2 separate regions of the Homo sapiens genome follow, and region 2 is linked to region 1. Evidence: read pairs that join two places in POLR2A ChIA-PET (ENCODE). Cell type or tissue: PC-3. All regions are shown on one strand. Links, peaks and the distances in the headings refer to the core of each region. The heading gives the core; the rest is flanking DNA.

Region 1 (5,380 bases), core at 216-5,215:
TTTCACACAATTGGAAGCTAAAGTCCAGAACAAACTCAAGCTTCTGAAAAACACAATCAGTAAAATAGACTTAAGGCCTCCATTGTCTAACTCAGGTGGCCTCCTGAAACCTGAAAAATTTTCCTGAAACATTTTTGCAAGCTTGGGATGCAGTGTTAGTAGTATACTATTTAGAACATAATAATTGGCCCACTTTTTTTTACTATTCATACCATATTTGTAGTAAGGGTGGCATTAAAAACCAACAAGGAGGACCTAGTCAGTTATAAATCATATTCTGTGACCGTAGTGGAATAGTTCTATCATTAATCACACAGATGAAGAGGTTTTACCTTTAAAAAAAAAAGCGGGTAGCTGGAGCAGGGAAAACAGAACATTAAAAGTTGAGTCAAATATTTGTATGACAGTTGTACAAATACCATTTAATGTGATGTGGACTTACCCTCTATCAGGGGCTATTCTGAAAATTCAACACCTAACTCTCCCAACCCTATGAGGAAGATACTAGTATTTTTCCCCACTTTATGATACGAAATTGAAAGGCAAAAACATTAAGTAACTTGCCTGAGGCCACACTATTAATGATTGGTAAAGCCAAAATTTCTATCCAGGCTGACAATTTCTACGGTCATTTAACTTCTATAGACCTGTCATGCATTAAAGCCTTTAGAATTTAGAAGTGGATAGAATTTATTTGCAATTAAAATTTCCCAGTGATGAACTGATAGGATCAAATGGCAGGATGTCAAGAGTGCATATTTACAACAGTCAGAAAGTTAGGTCTTCAAGACCTGTTCCAAATTCAGAAGTTTTGATGGTGGTTTTTGTGTACATATAGGTATCTATTCTTTCCAAATGAAGTGCAAGATTCTTGGGGGTATGAATAATGTCTAATAGTTTTCCATATTCTTTTTTCCATACTGTTCCATGTACACAGTAAGCAAAAATACTTGTTGGCTGATTTTGAAATCCTTTCCACTGGCTAGCCTTTTAGAAGAGGGTTGATTATCCCTCTTCTGTGATACTGAGCATGAAGGCAACAGAACAGATTTGTGACTTCTAAAGCTCCCTTCCAGGGCTGTGATTTGGTAGGGGACAAAAATAGACAGGAAAAAGCACCAACATCCTTATGTCCTTCTGTGGCACAGTTGGAGAGTGCTATGCCAGAGTTTCTGATTTTAAAGGTTGTTTGAGAAAAAAAAAAAAGATAAAATGAAGTTCTGAGCAATTCTCAAAATCACTTATTGATCATGTCACCCAGCTCTTCTAAATTCCAACCTGCATATATAAGAAATATCAAATTGGTGTTGGGAAAAAGAGCTAGGTTTTCTGACGGTCTCAAGGATATATCAGCAATAACAGCAAGCAGTCTAAATAGTTCCAGACTTACGACATTCAAAGACAAGAGGACCAATCATCAAGATTTTACAAAACAATTGTCAGCAATAGAAACACATCAGAAAAATTACACTAGAATTGTGGCTAATATTTGTAAATATTTCTCTAGATTGTTACAAAGATTTTGAAATGATCATTTTGCCTCTAGACAGTGGCAATTTGATATTATAAATAGCACAATATAATAGTTTTGAAGCAAAAACTACAGGGGTCACTTTGCAATTGACCTTATACTTGGATGCATTATTGTTCTATTTTTTAAGGCTAAATGAAAGTGCAAAAATTATTATTGAGTCACGAAAGGAAAAGTGTAGGATATTGATAATAACCTTCCAAATCTACTCTTGACAATTTAAAAATAGCACATTGTACATAGCCATTTTCACCTAATAGCTAAAACATTAAAACATGATTTGAGAAACAACAGATGCATGCACTTGTTGCAATTATTTTGTAAAATCTTTAAGATTGGTCCTCTTGCCTTATCTTTGAATGTTGTAGTCTGCAAATATTTAGACAGCTTGCTGTTATCTCTAACGTATCCTTGAGGCCAACGGGAAGGCTAGCTCTTTATACCAAAACCACTTTGATATTTCTTTCTTTTTTTCGAGACGGAGTCTTGCTCTATTGCCAGGCTGGAGTGCAGTGGCGCGATCTTGGCTTACTGTAATCTCCGCCTCCCGGGTTCAAGCAATTCCCCTGCCTCAGCCTCCCAAGTAGCTGGGACTACATGTGTGCACCACCACGCTTGGCTAATTTTTTGTATTTTCAGTAAAGATGGGGTTTCACCATATCAGCCAGGATGGTCTCAATCTCCTGACCTTGTGATCCGCCCACCTCGGCAATTTGATATTTCTTATGCATCCAGATTGGAATTTAGGAGAACTGGTGACAAGATCAATAAGGTGCAAGCACATGGAGACTTTGAAAGCATCAAATAATGATACTCTAGTAGTGAAATATGGTTGGTTTTCAAGTCATAATTTTACCTTCATTAATAAGATGAGCTCCAACTCCCAAATAAGCTGTGTACAAATAAGAAGCAATTGCTGTCCACCTTTACCCCTCAACGCCATCCTGGTCCCATGAAGGACACCCAACTCTCTATGAGCCTCTTCTTCAAATTGATGTGCTCAGCTCTTATGGCACCTCCTGACAGGAGCCTCATGCATGGTCAGGACCTGAATCCATTCACCACTTTCAATTCCTGCTACTTAGAATATGGCCCCTCATAATCCCGTGAGAGCAGCCCAGCTGCCAAAGCCTGGCTTTTTCTAGCCTGCTTCTATCACTACCCTCTTGATTTACCTTTCTTGCCCCTCTTAAAAATAACCAGGGCCAGTGTCACAAGAGACCTCACAACTCAGAGCTGCCAATGATGAAAGTTCAGCTATGTGGGAGTTTAAAATGGCTTGGTGGACTGTCTTGTGGCCCATCTTTTATGACATTTTTCCTGTGGGGAACCAGGCAGAATTCTAACTAATTTAAAAACTGGTATCTACAGCAGAATTCATTCCTAGGCTAGGGACCACATATAATAATAATCACCCCAAATAAGCAGCAGGAGCTGAAATTACATAACTGAAAATATTCCACCAGAGAAAGAAGAGGAGCTAAATTATTGGGGATGTATATTTAATACAGTTGCAGCTGTAGAAGGAGAAAGTCTACTGGCCAAAAAAATAAAAAAGACCTTTAAGTGAAACTGCTGACTAATAATCCTGTCATGGGAACCTCTATAAAATGCTTACATTGAAGTCTAACAGATCGCAGAATTCTCCAGTGCTTTAGGGAATCGAGTTGTTGAAAGCATCCTATCTTTTGTATTTAGAAGGTCCTCTCTCTGTTTTAGGCTAAAAAGTGTGTCAACACAACATGTTGACAATAAGCCAAAAAAAGAAAAGAAAAGTAAGCAAACAGATTAAAAAAATCACTCTCATAGTTCTTCTTTTAAAGGAATAGCACTAGAAAACAAAACAAAAAATATCAAGGCCAGAGCACAGGACTAATCTAGCTGGATCTGAAAGGGACATATTAAAGGTCACCATTGTGTAGGGCACACGAACTCAACACCAAGAGGATTTGGGAGGCATTCGGCTTTGACTTAATACTGTAAAAGTGTTTGTGCTTAATTATGGGAGTCCTTGGGGGCCCTTCCTTGCCCCCTTCCCATGTGGGGTGTCGTCAGTAATGGAAATCACCTGGTTGTGAGATTAACAAAGACAACACTCGAGATGCCAACCAGGCGCCACCGTTGTTCTAACAAATGACAACCGAGCCTCTATTTCAGGGCAGCAGGATGTCACTCTGGGGGATTTTTCCATCAGCCAAAGTGCACCTACCTGGACCTTTGTAGATGCGACCTTCAATTAAGGCAACGATTTCCTCATTACCCATTTTCCACAGGCTTATTTTACAGAGATGCTCCCAGGGAGCACGAAATGGGAAAACTCAGAAGGAATAAGAAAAGGGATTTTAAAACCAGGATAGTCATTATAGCCTCAGGGGGAAAGGAAGAATGTTTGGGAGCCTTTATGAAACTTTATTTTATTTATATTGTTTTTCAAGTACATCTTTTACTAAGGGATGTGATTGTCAAAACGGCAACAAATATACACTTTGTTTGATGGATGAAGAAGTTCCTCTCCAACTTCCCCCTCCTGCTTTGGGCCAGCGTGGAGCTGAAGAATATTTTTATGTTAGCAACAAAACCTACCTCCTGGACTTCATAATATTGAGCATGTTTGCTGGAGCCACAGCTTAATCAGTATGAGCCTATCCAATACCTCTATGAAAAACCAAAAACTGCCCAGAAACCTTCTCTATCAAAAGCATGGTACACTGTAGGTAGAGCTTCCAACCTCACAAGCAAGTCAGCAATTAAGCTCAGAATTGATCTGAAAAAGACTCTGAAAAATAATATACCGCTGGTCCAGAAGCTAGAGACGACATAAAAGAAAATCCACAGCAAAAATGTGGCATCATTTGTCTTCCACTTGACCTAGCACCAGTGGTGCTCCGCTCCTGCTCCTAGAACTGGGGGAATGATGGAGCAGGAACCCAGGCTAGGCGTATCTGTTCCCATTTGCAAGAGTATCCAGAGAGGCAGAAAATTTCCAGTAGCAAAATAGCACGAAATCGGAGAAACATAAAAAGGAACAGCCACATTTTGACTCATATTTTCTTGATAAGCCTTTTTCCTTAAATTTTTAATTTAGCTAACTCTCAAAGATCTTCCATGAAGTAAACACTCTTGTTCTCAGCTGAACAGGAATATTGACTTGCCTTGTGTTTTAGAGCAATCAGGCAGAGAAGAGTTTTGGTGAGGGGTGTCTGTGTTTGCGTTGTGCTGTTTCCTTGCTTTGTTTTCTTTGTGGTTTGATCATCCCCTGCCACTCCTCTGATAGAACTTCATTTTATTATCATATTTCTTATTGCAAGCTGACAATATGTACAGGTAGACATAGGACATGGTATCCATGTCCACTTCAGAGATTCATGGCCCATGTTAGGAACACAAACAATTCAGAAAGAAAATATACCAAGAGCGTTTCAAATATCAGCTGTGCAAAGGAGTCAATGTCAGCATAGGAGTCAATGTCAGCATAAGTCACGTCATGTGCCATCCTAGTACAGCACTCCACACTTTCAAGGCCTCCAGTAGTATTGGGTAATGACAAGCCTGCACTAATGTTTTATCAAAGCTGCTGAAAAAAACAGTAGAATGATTCAATTTGGCAACTGATAAGGTCCTGATACATCACTTAATTCAATACTTGTCTCTTACAGATGGAAACACTGGAAACCGAGCTGCATGAAGCATGTAGTGAGTTCTATAGTTTTATGTTGCTCTGGCATCGGTCCTGAATCTAGGCTTGACTTTCTCATACGGGGAGCAGGGCTTAGTCATCTTTGACATAGTCTTCTGCTCTCTGCTTCCTCCCAGTAACTCAAGGTGGTTGACAACCACTTGCTGGTGACC
Region 2 (5,380 bases), core at 299-5,298, 120 kb after region 1:
GCCGGGAGGAAATTATGTGAATGTTTCCAAAAAAAGTCAATACAGGCCAAATTAAGTGTCAGACTCAAGAATTGCTGTAAGCCCCCCATGGGGACACAGATTCTGCGTGGGATAAACACTGTCCTCTTAGAACCTTAGGAATTTGGGGTTTTGTTGTTTTTCCCCCCTCGATTTCTTCATCCTTTCATAGATTCTTTCTGTCTGTAATCAGCTAGTTTTAGAAAACATCTTTTCATCTATCTACTGTGGCTCACAAACTAATTTACAAGTGCATTTGACTGCTTCTTGTAAGAACGCGTGGAACCAAAGGTATTTCATTGTGTTCCCTCAGATCACACAAATAACACACTACCTCCGTACTGCTTTCAACCAAGGAGGCAGCACAGACCATACCGTGTCCCTCGGCGCTCTGCCCTAGCTCATTTGGAACAGAGATGTTTTTCTCAGCCTGCCTGTTTATTTGAAGTTACACTTGCTCTGATTTTCTAATCAAAAGATTTCGGAGAATTCATACTCACCATCTCCCAGAAATTAAAAGCTTGCCCTGGAGGCTGAGCAAAACACAGGAAATTGATGAGGATAGGAGCAAAGATCCAGGTAGCTTGCAATGATGGGCTTGGGAAGAGGCCAATTAACCTGTCTCTCTTTTGAGCATTCACGTACTTGATTTTCTCCTTGTGGATCTGGAACTGAGAAAAGCCCCCTGGGTGTGAAGTGAGAAAATCTATTAATTCCCTTTGATTAGCAGTGAAACCCCCACTCTCGGACAGGGCAGGCAAGATGGAAGCAGCTACAGATAGACAGCTGTTCTGTAGGAGGAAAATGCTATGGGCAGGCAAGTTCAAGGCCATTGTCTAGTCCTGGAGGACATGGAACCAGTTTGTCTGGGGTACAAGAACCTTCCTAGTCAACGCTCATGGAGATGAAGTGAGTAAATTTTGACCCCAAGTTTCATGACTGATTCTTGTTTGGGAATAAATTTCTGAAGACATACTTTAGGTTCAAGGAAATAAAAAATCACTAACTCTAATGAGGCACCTACCAGCCAAAGAACCCAGAGAGAGCCGGGAGAGCTGACCTTAGACTGTCAGGCCATTTCTTTTTAAAATAAGCGCTACTTCAGGAGGAGAAAACCAAACAACACATGTTCTTACTTATAACTGGGAGCTGAATGATGAGAACACATGGATGCATTGCAGGGAACAACACACACTGGGACTTGTCGGTAGCGGGGTATGTGGGAGGACGGAGAGCATCAGGAAAAATAGCTAATGGATGCTGGGCTTAATACCAAGGTGATGGGATGATCTGTGCAGTAAACCACCTTGGCACACAGTTACCTGTGTAACAAACCTATACATCCTGCACAGGTACCCTGAAACTTAAAGGTTGAAGAAAAAAAAAAAAAAGAACAAAATGGAACCATGAGGTGAAAGGTCTAAGATAATGTTAAGTGATAAACTTAACTGGTATTTCATTATCTTTATACTGGAATGCATGCAGATAAGAGGGATGAAAGAAAATAGCAACATGACCATTTTTTGTTAAGGAAAAAAAAACCATACGGGCTATTTCACCAACATGTTTTCTTCAACTGTTGTCCACTGGTTGTTTGCATGGCCCAGAAGAGGGGGGCTGTCGGAGAGCACCCACAGATTACAGGGGTGTTTGACAGTGCCCCCAGCTTGCCCTGGGAACCCCTGGCACACAGAAGGGCTTCAAGGGGAGAGGCAGAAGGAATAAGGAAGGAGTCGGCAGAGAGCTTGGCATCTGTTCTGAGCACTTTAGCTGAATCTAATGAAATCAGAATCTAATGAAACCAGAACATCCACCTAGAGCCTCATGATTGTTGCCCACCCCACCTTTCTCTGTACTTTAGGGGCTTTCAGCCACTCCCCTCTACCTTCATTCCCACTTTGCTCCAGGAGTGCAGCTTTCGACCACCAACAACTCCAGCAACCCTCTTCATGTTGGAGAGAATGTGTATAAAACATGATTTTCAGCAAACAGAAAACTCCCTCAGTGGGAGGAAAATGCACCTCCCCTCTGCCTGCACCAGGGCACACAACTCTCCTGCCAGACTTCTGGTCTCCCTCGGACAAGGACTCATTGCCCCCATAAGGAGAGCACCATCATTGGCGGCCCTCCTTCCCTGGCAGCTGCCCATTACTCTTTGTCACACAAAAATGCTCCCACACAGATTGATTTCCAGGGAGAGATGCTGATTTAGGGCAGAAATCAAAAGGCCATCACAGGCTGGGATAAATTAGGATATCAGATCGTCTCAAGAGAGAGATCAGGCTAAAAACTGACTTATTTAAACAAAAATAGAGACCAAGTCTTGCTCTGTCACCCATGCTGGAGTGCAGTGGTGCAATCATAACTCACTGCAGCCTTAAATTCCTGGGCTCAAGCCATCCTCCCAGCTAAATCTCCCAAGTAGCTGAGACCACAGGCATGCACCACCACCATACCTGGCTAATTTTTTTTTTTTTTTAATGGAGAGATGGAGTCTCACTATGTTGCCCAGGCTGGTCTCAAACTCCTGGCCTCAAGCAATCCTCCTGCCTTGGCCTCCTAAAGTTTTGGAATTACTGGCATGAGCCACCACACCCAGCCACAACCAACTCTGTAAAGCATTTGACCACCTTTAGTTGTGCAGGCCACTTAAATTCAATAAAGTGAAAACACAAGCCCGACTTTCACAAGCCCTTTCTCCCAGGTGGAAGAGCAGGACTTGGGAAACCATAGACCTTCATGTCCTCACCTGGAAAGATGGGGAGGAAGCTGCATGCCTCGAGTGAGCCCCGTGATGCTCCAGTTATGCAGCCTAAAAGGAGGTGTCTGACCCAGCTGTGCTGAGAAGCATAGTGCTGAATGCACGAGGCACAGGACTGAGAAACATCACCATCCCACGGGCTGTTCCCAACCCAAGGCAGAATTAAAATCCAGGAAAGGGAGGCAGAGTATTCTGTAATGGTAAACTCTCTAGTCCTCAGAGATCTTACTGGAGAATGCTGCTGCAGCCCCCCGCCCAGGCAGAGTGGCCCCCACGAGTCCTTGTGGGAAACATCCATTCATGCCTGGCATGCATTACATTTGCAGTCACATGCCTCATCTTTCTTAGAATAAAATGACTCAATTTAAAACTAAAAGCAGAATCCCAGCACTTTGGGAGACGGAGGCAGGAGGATGACTTGAAGTAAGGAATTCAACACCAGCCTGGCCAACCAACATGGTGAAACCCCATCTCTACCAAAAATACAAAAATTAGCTGGGTGTGGCTGTGGGCACCTGTAATCCTAGCTACTCAGGAGGCTGAGGCAGGAGAATTGCTTGAACCCGGGAGGCGGAGGCCGCAGTGAGCCGAGATCGCATCACTGCACTCCAGCCTGGCTAACAGAGCGAGACTCCATCTTAAATAAATAAATAAATAAATAAATAAATAAATAAATAAATCTTGACGCACAAGCCCTGGAAAAACTGATTTTTAGTTAAAAATAATTTATAACTCAGTTTTGACTTTGACCACTAAAACATAATTTTACCAATAATCAAAAAAGGATTAAAGTCACGCATTAGTGTGAGGGACAAGATCTTCCATCAAGGAATGAAGTCAAAGGGGAGAACGCTATTTGACCTAGTACTGTAGCTGCAAACACGACCTAGAATTTCAAAAAGCCAGGCCCTATAGTTTACTTAAAAAGCATCCCTTCTGGGGATTCTTGGGAAAGTCAAACAGTGAGAGTTCCCATGACACGTCTACAGTATTATTTTGGTCCTCTGGTAAAGTTAATAGTTTCACACTTTTTAGATAATAGCATGCGTTCTTTAATCAATATTATCCATATAATAGTGCTTTTAAAGACTCTAGCCTCTCAGAAAATTGAATCGATGATTAGGACAGTATTCTATATTAGACATCATTCTGATTGCTAATTGAAAAAATTAACATGGCGAGTTATTAACGCCATCTCATCCTTGATCGACAACACTGAAATTGTAAATAATTTTTACAACCATTTGTGAAAACACATTTATGGATTTAAATCCAAAACCTCTGCTAAAGAAAGGCACTTTTTTTCCCCATACAGCTCTTTCAGGGAAACACCAACCCCACAGATGTTGTGGTTGCAGTATTCCCCAAACCACTGATAACTCGATTTGTCCGAATCAAGCCTGCAACTTGGGAAACTGGCATATCTATGAGATTTGAAGTATACGGTTGCAAGATAACAGGTAAGCTGTGGAAGATTGAAGACTGAATCTTCCAAGTCGAAGATTGTCTTGTTTTGATTTATGCAAACCTTTAAATACAGGGTAAATAAGTTTGTAAATGCAATCATTTTTATTTGACAATTAAAAGCATCTACTTTGGATTTAGACAAATCCGAGTTCAAATCCTGCCTTACTACTCACTAGCAGATTTTTTTGGTCAATATACTTACCTTTTAAAGCCTTAGTTATCTCACCTGGGAAATAGTCATAATAATTTATGCCATACAGCCTAGTTGTGATGATGCATTATTAATAGATAATGGATATAAGCACGTAGCACAGCCTGGCATGTGGTAGGTGCTTGTTTACTGGTACCTTTTCCACTAGACTGTAAGCTCCATGAAGGCAAGTATCATGCCGTTCATCTCTGCTTCCTGGATACTGACTACTACTTAGTAGATTTACAATAAGTAACTGTTGCATGAAAGATTCTCCAGCAGTTTTATTTATTTCTTTGTTTCTTTATTTTGAGACAGGGTCTTGCTCTGTCACTCAGGCTGCAGTGCAGTGGCATGATCATAGCTCACTGCACCCTCAACCTTCCAGGTTCAAGTGATCCTCCTACTTCAGCCTCTTGAATACATGTGGGACAACATGAGGGCACCAGTGTAGACAACTAATTGTAACCCCTATGTTGCTTGGGCTGGTCTCGAACTCCTGGACTCAAGCTATCCTCCCACCTCGGCCTCCCAAAGTACTGGGATTACAGGTGTGAGCTACTGCCCCTGGCCAGCTTTATCTTTTTATTTGTTTTTCTTTTTTTTTTTTTTTTTTTTTTTGAGACTGAGCCTTGCTCTGTCACCCAGGTTGGAGTGCAGTGACATGATTTTGGCTCATGGCAACCTCCACCTCCCAGGTTCCAGCGATTCTCCTGCTTCAGCCTCCTGAGTAGCTGGTACTACTACAGGAGTGCACCACCACACCTGGCTAATTTTTTGTATTTTTAGTAGAGATAGGTTTTCACCATGTTGGCCAGGCTGGTCTTGAACTCCTGACCTCAGGTGATCCACATGCCTCAGCCTCCCCAAAGTGCTGGGATTACAGGCGTGAGCCACCGCGCCCAGCCTGTCCATTTGTTTTCTTGCATGACTATGCTATATTC

The links. Peaks named below come from ENCODE experiments on the same cell type or tissue, not always from the same donor. Only the 100,000 strongest peaks of a DNase experiment are listed, where the experiment ranks them.
Region 2: POLR2A ChIA-PET joins it to region 1 with 5 read pairs; 3 of 35 experiments call an interaction of 5 or more read pairs at or near these places.

The regions. Positions count from the first base shown.
Region 1 is chr10:33,345,174-33,350,553 of GRCh38, reverse strand. No RefSeq gene overlaps it. Among named protein-coding and RNA genes, the nearest start is that of NRP1, 13 kb to the right of the region's middle. In PC-3, for the core only: no CTCF peak of the experiment used is centred there; DNase peaks (open chromatin) are centred at 323 and 3,133; H3K4me3 peaks cover 1,321 bases; H3K27ac peaks cover 2,601 bases.
Region 2 is chr10:33,220,578-33,225,957 of GRCh38, reverse strand. It overlaps NRP1 (neuropilin 1), which reads left to right. Exons shown (of 17, transcript NM_003873.7): 8 at 4,095-4,239. Among named protein-coding and RNA genes, the nearest start is that of IATPR, 110 kb to the right of the region's middle. In PC-3, for the core only: no CTCF peak of the experiment used is centred there; no DNase peak of the experiment used is centred there.